Linked DNA regions of Homo sapiens: region 1 is linked to region 2. The links are chromatin loops, found by intact Hi-C in ENCODE. Cell type or tissue: Caco-2. All regions are shown on one strand. Each heading gives the region's core, and the rest is flanking DNA. Links, peaks and the distances in the headings are about the cores only. Region 1 has its middle 33 kb from the start of NCK2. Region 2 has its middle 28 kb from the start of LINC02946.

Evidence for each region. Hi-C counts contacts between places; a loop is a spot of excess contacts. Peaks named below come from ENCODE experiments on the same cell type or tissue, not always from the same donor. Only the 100,000 strongest peaks of a DNase experiment are listed, where the experiment ranks them.
Region 1: a loop joins it to region 2, with 4 times the contacts of the local background. A loop is called at or near these places in 3 of 110 quality-filtered maps.

The regions. Positions count from the first base shown.
Region 1 is chr2:105,709,440-105,714,822 of GRCh38, reverse strand. No RefSeq gene overlaps it. Among named protein-coding and RNA genes, the nearest start is that of NCK2, 33 kb to the left of the region's middle. In Caco-2, for the core only: no CTCF peak of the experiment used is centred there; a DNase peak (open chromatin) is centred at 2,132.
Region 2 is chr2:105,579,837-105,585,219 of GRCh38, reverse strand. No RefSeq gene overlaps it. Among named protein-coding and RNA genes, the nearest start is that of LINC02946, 28 kb to the left of the region's middle. In Caco-2, for the core only: no CTCF peak of the experiment used is centred there; a DNase peak (open chromatin) is centred at 2,129.

The sequences.
Region 1 (5,383 bases), core at 178-5,177, 130 kb before region 2:
GGTGTCCCCCACATTGGCAGCCTTCTTTCAGGCTGTCAGGCTTCCCTAATGCCAAGTGCCACCTCCCTCATCTTCTTACATGTTTGTCAATGAAAGGACTGAAGACACACAAAGGTAAATATCACCAAATGATAGAAGCTGTGCCATGGTATGGGCTTCTGATTGTCTTCTGCATTTTTGAGGAATTCTGTAGTTGAGTTACATTGTTCAAACATCATATTTACCTATTGAAAGTACATTATTTTTCTTTCCTTCCAAATTAACTGCAGAGAGCTTGATTGTAACAGTCTGACCTGGCTGTTGGCTTTTTAGTTGACATACACCTGCTAGAGATTTGTGTTATAATGAAAGTACCGCTGGGATTGTCTTCCTTCGACCTCCACTGAAATGCTGGGGATTTAACGTTCTGATGGCATTTGGAGATGAGCCAACTCATAAACGAATCGAAAATGATAGTTGTGTGTTTTCTGCAAAATGAAACCTTGAGCTCTTAGACAGAAAGGTCCATTCCCCCAAGCAGAGCTTAAGAGGTTGTGACGGATTTGTTTCTGAGCATATGGTAAAAAGAGAAGTCTGAGCCCCAACTTGTTTACCTGTCTGGTGGCTGGTTGGGACCCAGGGTGGTAGGTGGGTCTGGGGGAAAATGTGCATGAGAACATGTCAAAGGGAGTGTGACAGAACTCCAGGGTGTCTAGGATGAGTCGTCCTGGCTTCAAATTCTTGCCCTCTGTGACCCAAGACACATTTCTTAATATTTGGCCCTCTGTGTCTTTATTTTAAAACTAGGGGTAATACAAACTGTCATCGGGCTTGTGCATGTGTGCAAGGACTTTGAGCATTTGGAACACAGGTGTGCCTGACCCATTATGCTCACAGTAAATATTAATTTCCCTTCTTATCGTTGGAATATTATATACTATTTGACGTGTTATTGATACAAGAAATCCATACCCTGAGGTGGTTTGTAAAAGATTTTGTTGATATCAGAGATGCTTAACACTCACCTGGTTCTCAAATAACCGGGCTGAATGTTTGTATGATGACAACTGATAGTTACAGAATGCAAGCTGGGAGCCTCGGCACCTTGTGTCTATTTACCTGACAGTCCGAGGAGGTGAGAATGGAGGTGAACATCCCCCTCTAACAGTGAGGAAGAAATCAGGGAGACTTGAGCAAAATGGCCAGATGTGAGCTGGTGAGGTGCTTGGACCCTGACATGGCACAGTCTATAACCAGGAGAGACAGGTTTTGGAGAGGCTGCCCGGGCTCTCCCTACTGCACCATGCTACCCTCCTGCGAATGCCCATCCGTTCATATTACCTCTGTCTTTGTGGATGTGAAAGTCCCTATCAAAGGACACCCAGTTCCTAAATATACAAGTAGCCTCTGCTGAGTCAGCCCTGTTGACTAGGCACATGCAAAGATCTTAATTCACTGTGACTGTAACACAGCTATTTTCACCCTTCCTGTTTGACTATTAGACTCACAGTGACATTGCAAACACATGGCACAACTGAAATAAAGCATTCCTGGAAGCTAGCTTTGCAGCAGGATTGTCAGGACAAGTATTGTGTATCCAAAGGTCCTCTCCTCTGTTCTGTTGAGCCCCAGCCCTACGGAGTGACCCCAGAAAATGCTTTCCTTCCAATTTCATCATTTACGGTCTCTGCCAAGCACCTCGCCAGCTCACATCTGGCCACTTTGCTCAAGCAGCATGGGTGAGTCAATACCTTGAATCATTCAACAGAGGCATGTCAGGATGTCAAAGTCAGCTCCTGCTCTGCTGGAAGGTGTTAAATTTCAGTGCATTTCTGTAAAGACCTCCTCAGGTCTGTATGGTTTTGAAATATCAAGACCCCATATTCATCTCTTTTACCACTGTTGACATCTGACCCACTAAAAATTGCCTCTGAATCTTGTTCAAACATTTGAACTTCTCTATCTTATTGTTTCTGATGCTCAAGAGAATGTCAACGAACAGCAGGAATCTGATGGCTCTATCAGTAGTCCCTATGCATTGTCTCCTTGGCTAGGGATCCCTCTTAAGCTCTGTGCATGAACAAAAGCAAAATCTGTGTCCAGAAATTCCAGCATGAGTACACACAGGAAAAGACCACAGGAGAGTGTTTGCTGATGAAACTGGCATTCCTCAAACATGGAAGGTGGTATCTATTCAATAAATGCCAGATGCCTGAGGTAACTCGCTGCAGGAAGTGACAGCTGGGGTGGGGAAGGAGGAGGAGGAAAATTGGCTAAATTAAAATTTAGATCAGCGTTAACACTCTTACCCGTGTGAAACTCGCAATGCAATCTTAAATGAGCTAAAATTCTTTGGGATCAAAATACTGTCTGGCCAGCATTTGTATCACACTACCTGTGTTGCACTCCCTGCCATTCCCATCTGCTCTGCTTGGTACCCAAATGCAGTGAACAGCAGATGACTCACTGCTCCCCCTTGACAGGGGAATCATCTCTCCAGGGCCTTTCACACTTGGTGGCCACTGGAACCCCCAGGGGGGTGGGGTGCTTATTAGAGGCAGATGCTGGGCTGGACATGGTGGCTCATGCCTATAATCCCACCACTTTGGGAGGTTGAGGTGGGTGAATCACTTGAGCCCAGGAGTTGGAGAGCAGCCTGGGCAACTTGGTGAAACACCATCTCTACAAAATACATAAAAATGAGCTGGTATGGTGGTGTGCACCTGAAGTCCTAGCTACTTGGAAGGCTGAGGTGGGAGGATCAATTAAGCCTGGGAGGTCAAGGCTTCAGTAAACTGTGATTGAGCCACCATACTCCAGCCACACTCCACGACACTCCAGCCACCACACTCCAGCAAAACTCTGTCTCAGACACACACACACACACACACACACACACACACACACACCCCAAAAAGCCAAAGACAGATGCTGGGCCAAGCCCCTGCATGTCTAAATCAAAATGCTGGGGCGAAGCCTGAGAATTTGCTTTTTTGGTAATTCCTTGGAGATGCTGATGCTGCTGGCCCACAGGCCACACTTTGAGAACCACTGGTCCATGTAAGCATAGACTGTGAATTTCTTTTACCTTTTGTAAATCCAGTAGCACTTGATTAAAGGTGGGAAAGAAATTGGCTTTGGAATCAGAGAAACCTGGGCTAGAATCCCAGCCCTGCCAATTACCAGCTGTGTAAACTAGAGAAATCACTTAATCACTAGGAGTGTCTGATTCTTTATCTGTAAGATTTAGATAATAAAAATCACCTGACAGAGTTGTTGCAAGGATACAAAGTCTGCCTAGATTACACAAATATTAGCTAATAAAATCTCTGCTACCCCAGACTTTGCTCTCCACATAAGCCTTGATTGCATATAATAAAGTCCAAATCACCAACCTTTTAAACATATCTCTATAATGCCCCCAAAAACAAGACTCTCTTTCTGGAACATTTGGATTCTGATTCATATTAATATTGCTTTTTGGCTTTGGGTACTATTTGACCAGACCATAACATGGGAGGCTATAGTTTTGTAATTGATTTTTGTCTTTTAAAAGAGAATATAAACCTAAACCACAATGGTAAATGGCCAGAATCGAGGTAGGACACACTGAGAATTTCATATCCAATATGTTAGCTGTTAAAGTTTGGTCTGAATGTTCTCAGTATCTCCTGGGTGACAAACGTGACAATGCCTCTGCGGTGAATTCTAGCTGATTCTGCTATTTGATAGTGTTGTACACAACTATATGGTAGACCTCCATTAAGCCTCCCCCAGATAATTTCCTCCTATAATAATTTCCAAAAGAAAACTGGGAACAGACCAGTGATGAGTCAATGCAGTGGCTAAGAACAGAGGCTCAGAAACAGCTGAATCTCTTCCTAGTGGTCCTCTGAGCTCAATCACATCCATGTTCCATGTAGTTAAACACCAGTCACCCAGTGAACTTTTGTCAGGTGATGTTTCATAGCAGGCTGTTCACAGTAGCCAAAGACTGGAAACAGCCCAAATGTCCATTGGTCTATACCCATAATGAAATATTCAGTCTTAAAGAGGAAGGAGATTCTGACACAGGCTACAACCTGGATGAACCTTGAGGACATTGCGCTAAGTGAAATAATCCAGTCACAGGATAACAAATAAGAGGTATGATTCCACCTATATGAGGTCCCTAGGACAGTCAGATTCATAGAGACAGAGAGTAGAATGGTAGCTGCCAGGGGCTGCGGGGAGGAGGGATGGAGAGTTAGGGTTGAACGTGTATGGTTTCAGTAGGGAAAAATGAGAAAGTTCTGGAGATTGATGGTGGTGATGGTTTCACAGTAATTTGAATGCACTTAATGCCATAAAACTGGAGAGTTAACAATGGTTAAGATGGCAAATTTTATGTTATGTATATTTCACTACAATAACAAGCAAAACAAAACAACTCAGGTTAAGTTCAGCTGCGGGTGGGGATACAGGAGTGATTGTCAGATAAAGTCTGAGAATGAAGAGAAGCTTCTACATTACTGTGTAACATGAGAGTTAATCCATCATGGCATCTGGAGGCTGCCTGAATGCCCCTTTAAATCTGTACTGCAAGCAAGTAACAGAAAGAAATAACTTATGTGAGGAAAGCATATTATTCTGATAAAACCAATAGGCCTATAATACGATGTAGGTATGTCAAGTAAGAGCCCCAGAAGTTTTACCAGTGTCTCTAAAACAGAAGGTAGCTGTTGAGAGGTGGTGGGAATTAAATCATTTATTTTCCCTTCGCAGTTCAGGCAACACTTTTCTTACATTCACCAGCAGATTCTATTCCATATAATTGAATCTGTGGGGAGTCTTTGGCTGTTCTATAAAATGACTTTTACTGATAAATTCATTTTGCAAAGATTGCAGAAGAAGGGTCTGCTCCCTACGTTCCCCTGTGTCCCTTCAGGCAGAATGAGCTCCTGGGCAGAGGCGGTGGGAACTTCAGAATCCCTCCCCTGCTTCTCAGCTGCGCTTTTCCTTTCGCATGTCCGGGTCTCGGGCTTTCCTTTCCTTGGTGCTCTTGCTAACTCATTCATATCTGGGTGCACATGAAGGCACAGGGAGATGCTAAACTCCATAGCTAGGGAAAGGACAGCGTAAGGCTGTCCTTTAGAATGTATTACAGAATTACTGAGGTGTGACAACACAAAAGAAGGGGAACGTTTCTGAGCACCTACGTGCTAGACGCTGTACAGACTTTCCTCACTTAATCCTCATCACATTTCTGGCAGGGCGCGGTGGCTCACGCCTGTAATTCCAGCACTTTTGGAGGCCAACGCAGGCGGATCATCTGAGGTCAGAAGTCCGAGACCAGCCTGGCCAACATGGCGAAACCCTGTTTCTACTAAAAATACAAAAATTAGTCGGGCATGGTGGCACTCGC
Region 2 (5,383 bases), core at 136-5,135:
GTATTTCTTTGATATAAGACCCTCTTCTTGTGTTGTGGGTGCAGTGTCCTCTCTTGTCTCTCTGAGGTAATTATTGTTCTCTTCTTCTGTCCCAGTAGCCTCTGCTTTGGCAGACTGCTCTTTTTCTGTTGCTTGACTTCTGGTCATTGCTGTGACATATTCTCCCTGAGCACCTTGTCTGATGATCTTGAGTGGGCCACTAAGGGCTGACTGGAGGCTCTGCTGGGCTTCCACCCAGGGCCTGCACTGGAAGCTGGTCAGGCAGGCCATTTCCTTAGGAGTCCCAGCATCAGTTTCATCTGCTGGTGAGTGTCTCTAGACAAGACACCTCTAATCCCCTGCCTGGAGGGTAAATGGCTATTTTCCAGGGCCCCCATCCTACAGTGGGAAGGAGATTGGAGTTTTGAGCATTTACTCACTGTCTGACTTCCATACCCTTCCTTCAGCATGGTTGGTGCCCAAGTTCAGACAGCCTCAGGTTACTTTCTCCAGAAAATAAACTTCCTGTCTGCTGCTGCTGAACTTAGCCACTCCTTAAGGAAGGCTTTCATCCAGTCCTCTCTCACCCCCACTGATAGAAATGCACTTCCTCCAGTTGGTAAGGGTTTCCGTGTGGGAGGAGAGGGGTACCACAGTGTAAATAAGATCATTTCTCAGCTGTTGTCACTGCCAGCTAAGGGTGTCATTTTCTTCATCTGCTAAGTCAAGTACCACTTTTCTATTTGATTTCCAACTTCCAGTCTCTTCTTCAATGCTCTCTGTCTTCGTAAGATTTACAGTCATTGTGGTGGGAAATCCACGATGAACAAAGGTCACAATTTTAAATAAAGAAAGGATCCATGTGAATGATGCTTCATTTGCCCTGTGCTCCACATGGCTCAGCATGGCGCTGGTCCAGTCCATGACCTTGCTCCAGAAGTCCTGACCATCTTGGTATTTTCATAATCACATCAGTCAGTAAAGGTCGCAAGAGGCTGAGAATTGTATTTTCAATTGTCCATCATGCAAAGTACTTAAACATTCCAGAAATGAAGGTTAAATCTAGTCTGGTCTAAAGCATTTTTGGACAGAAAGTTAAACTAATTTGCATGTGGTAGATCAATGTGTCCAGGATGGATGGATGCATCTATGTGTCCTACAAGTAATATTTCTTTCATCACAATCAACACCTTTTTGAAAGACTTTAGAGAGTTAAACAACATATGCATATGTTGGCAAGACAAAGAAGGAAGCCCTGACATGGGTGTTTTTAAATCTGTAGGGACATTTGGAGTGTACTGAGGGATTAGTCAATAGCAAGGCAGCTCCCACACCCAGATGAAACACGACATAGTTCAGGTTTTCTACCAGGATTTACATCAGAAATTTTCTCACAATGTCCCAACTTTAGCAGTTTAGTGTAATCCACTCCAGGCTGAACTCAGACACCTCAGCTTTGATTTGGAAACTGCTGTGCAAATCCAAATCCTCCTTCTCCTCCACTTAACCTTGAGGCCATTTAACTGTACATTTCTGGATCAAGTGAAGTAAGTGGCAAGCTATAGTTGACTCCAAAACATCCTAAGAGTTCCAGAAATCTCATCATCTGACATCTCTCAGTAATTACTTGATTCTTCTAGAAAAATTATATTGTCCTTCAAATAAATTGTGCTTCAGTCTTCCCTACACAGTGGCCATATTCCTGGGCATTCTTTCATGGAAATCTCCACTCTCTGGGGGACTTTCCCTGCCTTACACTCCAATTAAATAGGTCGCATTCAAATGCAGGAGTGTTGATCTCATGGGGATGTTATAGAGATAAGCTCAGGTTTCCACCTGTCCTTTGAGACCCAAGAGGAAAGACACTCTAACATTTCAAGGTAATATTATGTTTTCTTTAGAAACATATTGGACAATTAAGGAAGGGGTCCCTTGAAAAAAATATGAGGGTGCTTGACTGGCATTCTATGTTTTCTGAGGGAACTGGTAACCTACTTTTGCTCAGCTCTTCGAAGGGAGTGAGAGTGTGTGTGTGAGTGTGTGTGTGTGTACATGCTCCTCACCAGCTATGAATTTTATTAGTAAGGTGCCAGGTAAGAACAAGGCATCATTATGAAGAGAAGCATTACCTCACAGCTCAGAGCCTCTAATGAGACCACACCCGCAGGACTTTGTTCTGTCTCAGGAAGCTTAGTTACAGAAAGATGAGGTAACTGGAGGGATGGCAGGGGAATGGAAAACAATACAGAGATACAGCAAATAAAAGCTTCCAGAACACAGAAAAATCTCAAGAAAACAACTCTCCCCATCTTTGATCATTTATCAATTATTCAGTCAGAGTCTAAAATGTTCAAGGCTCCACACTTAAGAGAATTCAAAGGTGAGTGAGATCCAGTCCCTTCCCTGGAAGCACTTAACATACATACAATCTATGGCCAGAGTGGTTGTAATATGCAAGCATCTCAAACTTTTCCAGCTATTACACCTACGGAGGAGTGGGGTGTTGCTTCATTAGAAATATTGATTAATTTCCAGAGCTCCTATTATATAAACATGGCATCATCAAGCTAGATAAACAGATATTAAACAAGCAAGCACTCCTATCTTCTATCAACACAAAATTTTAATTGAGAAGCGAAGCAAAGCCTGAGATAAAGTAGTCATTGTGAGTTCAAACACCTGGAAATGGTACAGAGAAATGCAAAACTCTAAATAAGGGAAAAAGAAGTAAGCAAAGAGAAATCGGCTCTCTGAGCAAAATCCCTTATTTGTGAAATGCAGAAACAGTTATAAACGTACTACAGTCATGGGATTAGAAATGGCAAACAATGACCATGTGAAATATATTAAGTTGTGGTATCCAAGAAAATAGAGGAAACAGCCTGCAGCCATAAAGTCGTGCTACCTCAACTGTGCTGTGCTTGATGGGTTTATTAGATTTCTATGGTGGCTGGAACAAATTATCACAAATGTCGTGGCTTGAAACAACATGAATTTATCATGTTCTATTCCAGCAGGTCAGAAGTCCACAGAGGTCTCACCAGGCTAGAATCAAGGTGTTTGTAGGATGGCCTTCCTTCCTGGAGGATCCGGGGAGAATCTGTTTGCTGGTCTTTCCCAGCTTCTAGGGGCCACCACATTGCTGGGCTCATGGTCCCTTCCTCGATCTTCAAAGCCAGTAATGTAAGGCCAAGTCCTTCTCACATTGCGTTGCTCTGACCTTCTTTGCCTCCTTCTTCCACTTTTAAGGACCCTTATGATTACACTGTTCCTCAACCCCAACAATTCAGGATCATCTCCTTATTAAGGTCAGTTGATGAGCAGCCTTAATTCCTCTTTGTCAGGTGCTATGGGTCCAGTTGCATCTCCCCCCCACCCCCGGCCAAAAGAAAAGAAGTCCTAACCCCCCACCTAGTGCCACAGAATGGGACCTTATTTGGAAATAGGGCCACTGAGATGTAATTAGTCAGGATGAGATCATACTAGAGTAGGGTGAGCCCCTTAACCAGTATGACTGGTGTCTTTTCTCTATCGTTTTTTAGAGATAGGTTCTAACTCTGTTGCCCAGAGTGTTGCCTGGAGTGCAATGGCATGATGATAGCTCACTACAGCTGCGGACTCCTGGGCTCAAGGGATCCTCCCACCTCAGCCTCCCAAGTAGCTGGGACTGCAGGAGCATGCCATCACACCCAGCTAATTTTTTCATTTTTTTTGTAGAGACATGGTCTCACTATGTCTCCCAGGCTGGTCTCAAAACTCCTGACCTCAAGATCCTCCTGCCTCAGTCTCTCAAGCTGCTGGAATTACAAGTATGAGCCATCATGCCTGGCCAACTGGTGTCCTTATAAGTACACAGCCATGTGAAGACCCAGACACACAGGGAGAATGCCATATGGAGACACTAGCAAAGACTGGCATGATGCATTGATGAGCCAAGAAACTCCTGGAATGATCAGCATGAAAGGAGGCAAGAAAGATCCCCACTTAGAAACTTCAGAGGGAGCTTGATCCTACTATACTTTGATTTTAGACTTTCAGCTTTCAGAACTGTGAGACAATAAATTTCTCTTGTTTTAAGCCAACAAGCTGGTGGTACTTTGTTACAGCAGCCAAGGGAAACTAATAAACCTGTAAGGTAGCATATTCACAGGTTTCAAGGTGGACATCTTGTGGGGAGGAAGAGGTATTATTCTGCCTACCATGATAGCCTTAAGGGGATTTTGCATTTTAGTAATTTCCAATGAGAAGAAGTAGAAGGATGTTTGGAGATAATTCTCCATGGGTCTCAGGTTTTTGCACGTCTTGAGAGTGGAAGTGTTTGATGCCTTTGTTCCAGACTATATTTTAAGAATGTTTGTACATCAATAGCCTTGATATATGGGGATAATATCTATCCCTGGAACAAAAAGATTTTTTTAAAATTTTTTGTTTTGTTTTGATTTGGTTTGGTGGTTGTTGTTGTTATTTTTACTGTCAGTGTAATAAGGAAATGTCTCTCTCCAAGGTTACAGTCAGGCAGGCATACTGTCTGTTAGAAAAGACTTAGGTTCCCTAAGCACGAGGCTCCTCTTCTACAGCACAACCCACAACGGTGCAGGTGCCACCATCACCCTGAGGGATGACTTTGGAAACTGGTGCAAGTGCTGACACCCTAGCTGCTGTTGTGGCTGTGAGTTGCAAACTGTCCTCTGCCTCTATCCCAGGCGTCTTGTGTCTTCTGCCAGCATTCTCGAAACTGTGCCAGTTAACAGGTTAACTTGCAAGGAGTGTCAATCTCAGGCCCTTCCCAGTTCTTGACAAAGAGAAATTCAGGTATAAAATACAGAAAGTGAGCGAGAAATTGCAGTGAGTCGTCACTGAACAATTCATCATGCAGGTTAAACAAACCAGGACTTCTGCTTACCTACTTTCTGCCTTATTTGCTAACCCCAGTAGTTCTCCAAGTGAGGGGGTCCCTGGACCTGGGTCCTCAGCGGCACATGGGAAGCTGTCAGAAGTGCACACCTGGGGGCCACACCTCAAGTTTATTGAATTGAAAACTTGGGGTGGGGTGCAGGCCTCTGTATTCTAACAGGCCCTCCAGGGTGCTGAGCATGCAGCTCGAGAACCACTGGCCTGCCTGGAGGTCCAATCCCAGCACCTGTAGGTTCCTGGGTGTGTGGGTGCCCATGGACAGTTGTCATGGGGACCCTGAAGCCCAGGACATGAGAGGCCAGAGGAGAGTCCTTGCCCATCCACTCTCTGTGGCTGCTCTATCTCCACTTCAGTGGTGCAGGGTGGGGTTTTCTGTGTTTTCCATACCTTCTCCCTCTCCGCCATCATTCCTAAGGAGAGCTGGCCTTTTACTAAACTACCATGCTGAAGTCACGTGGTGCCAGTGGGTCAACCTCAGCATGCTGGTCTT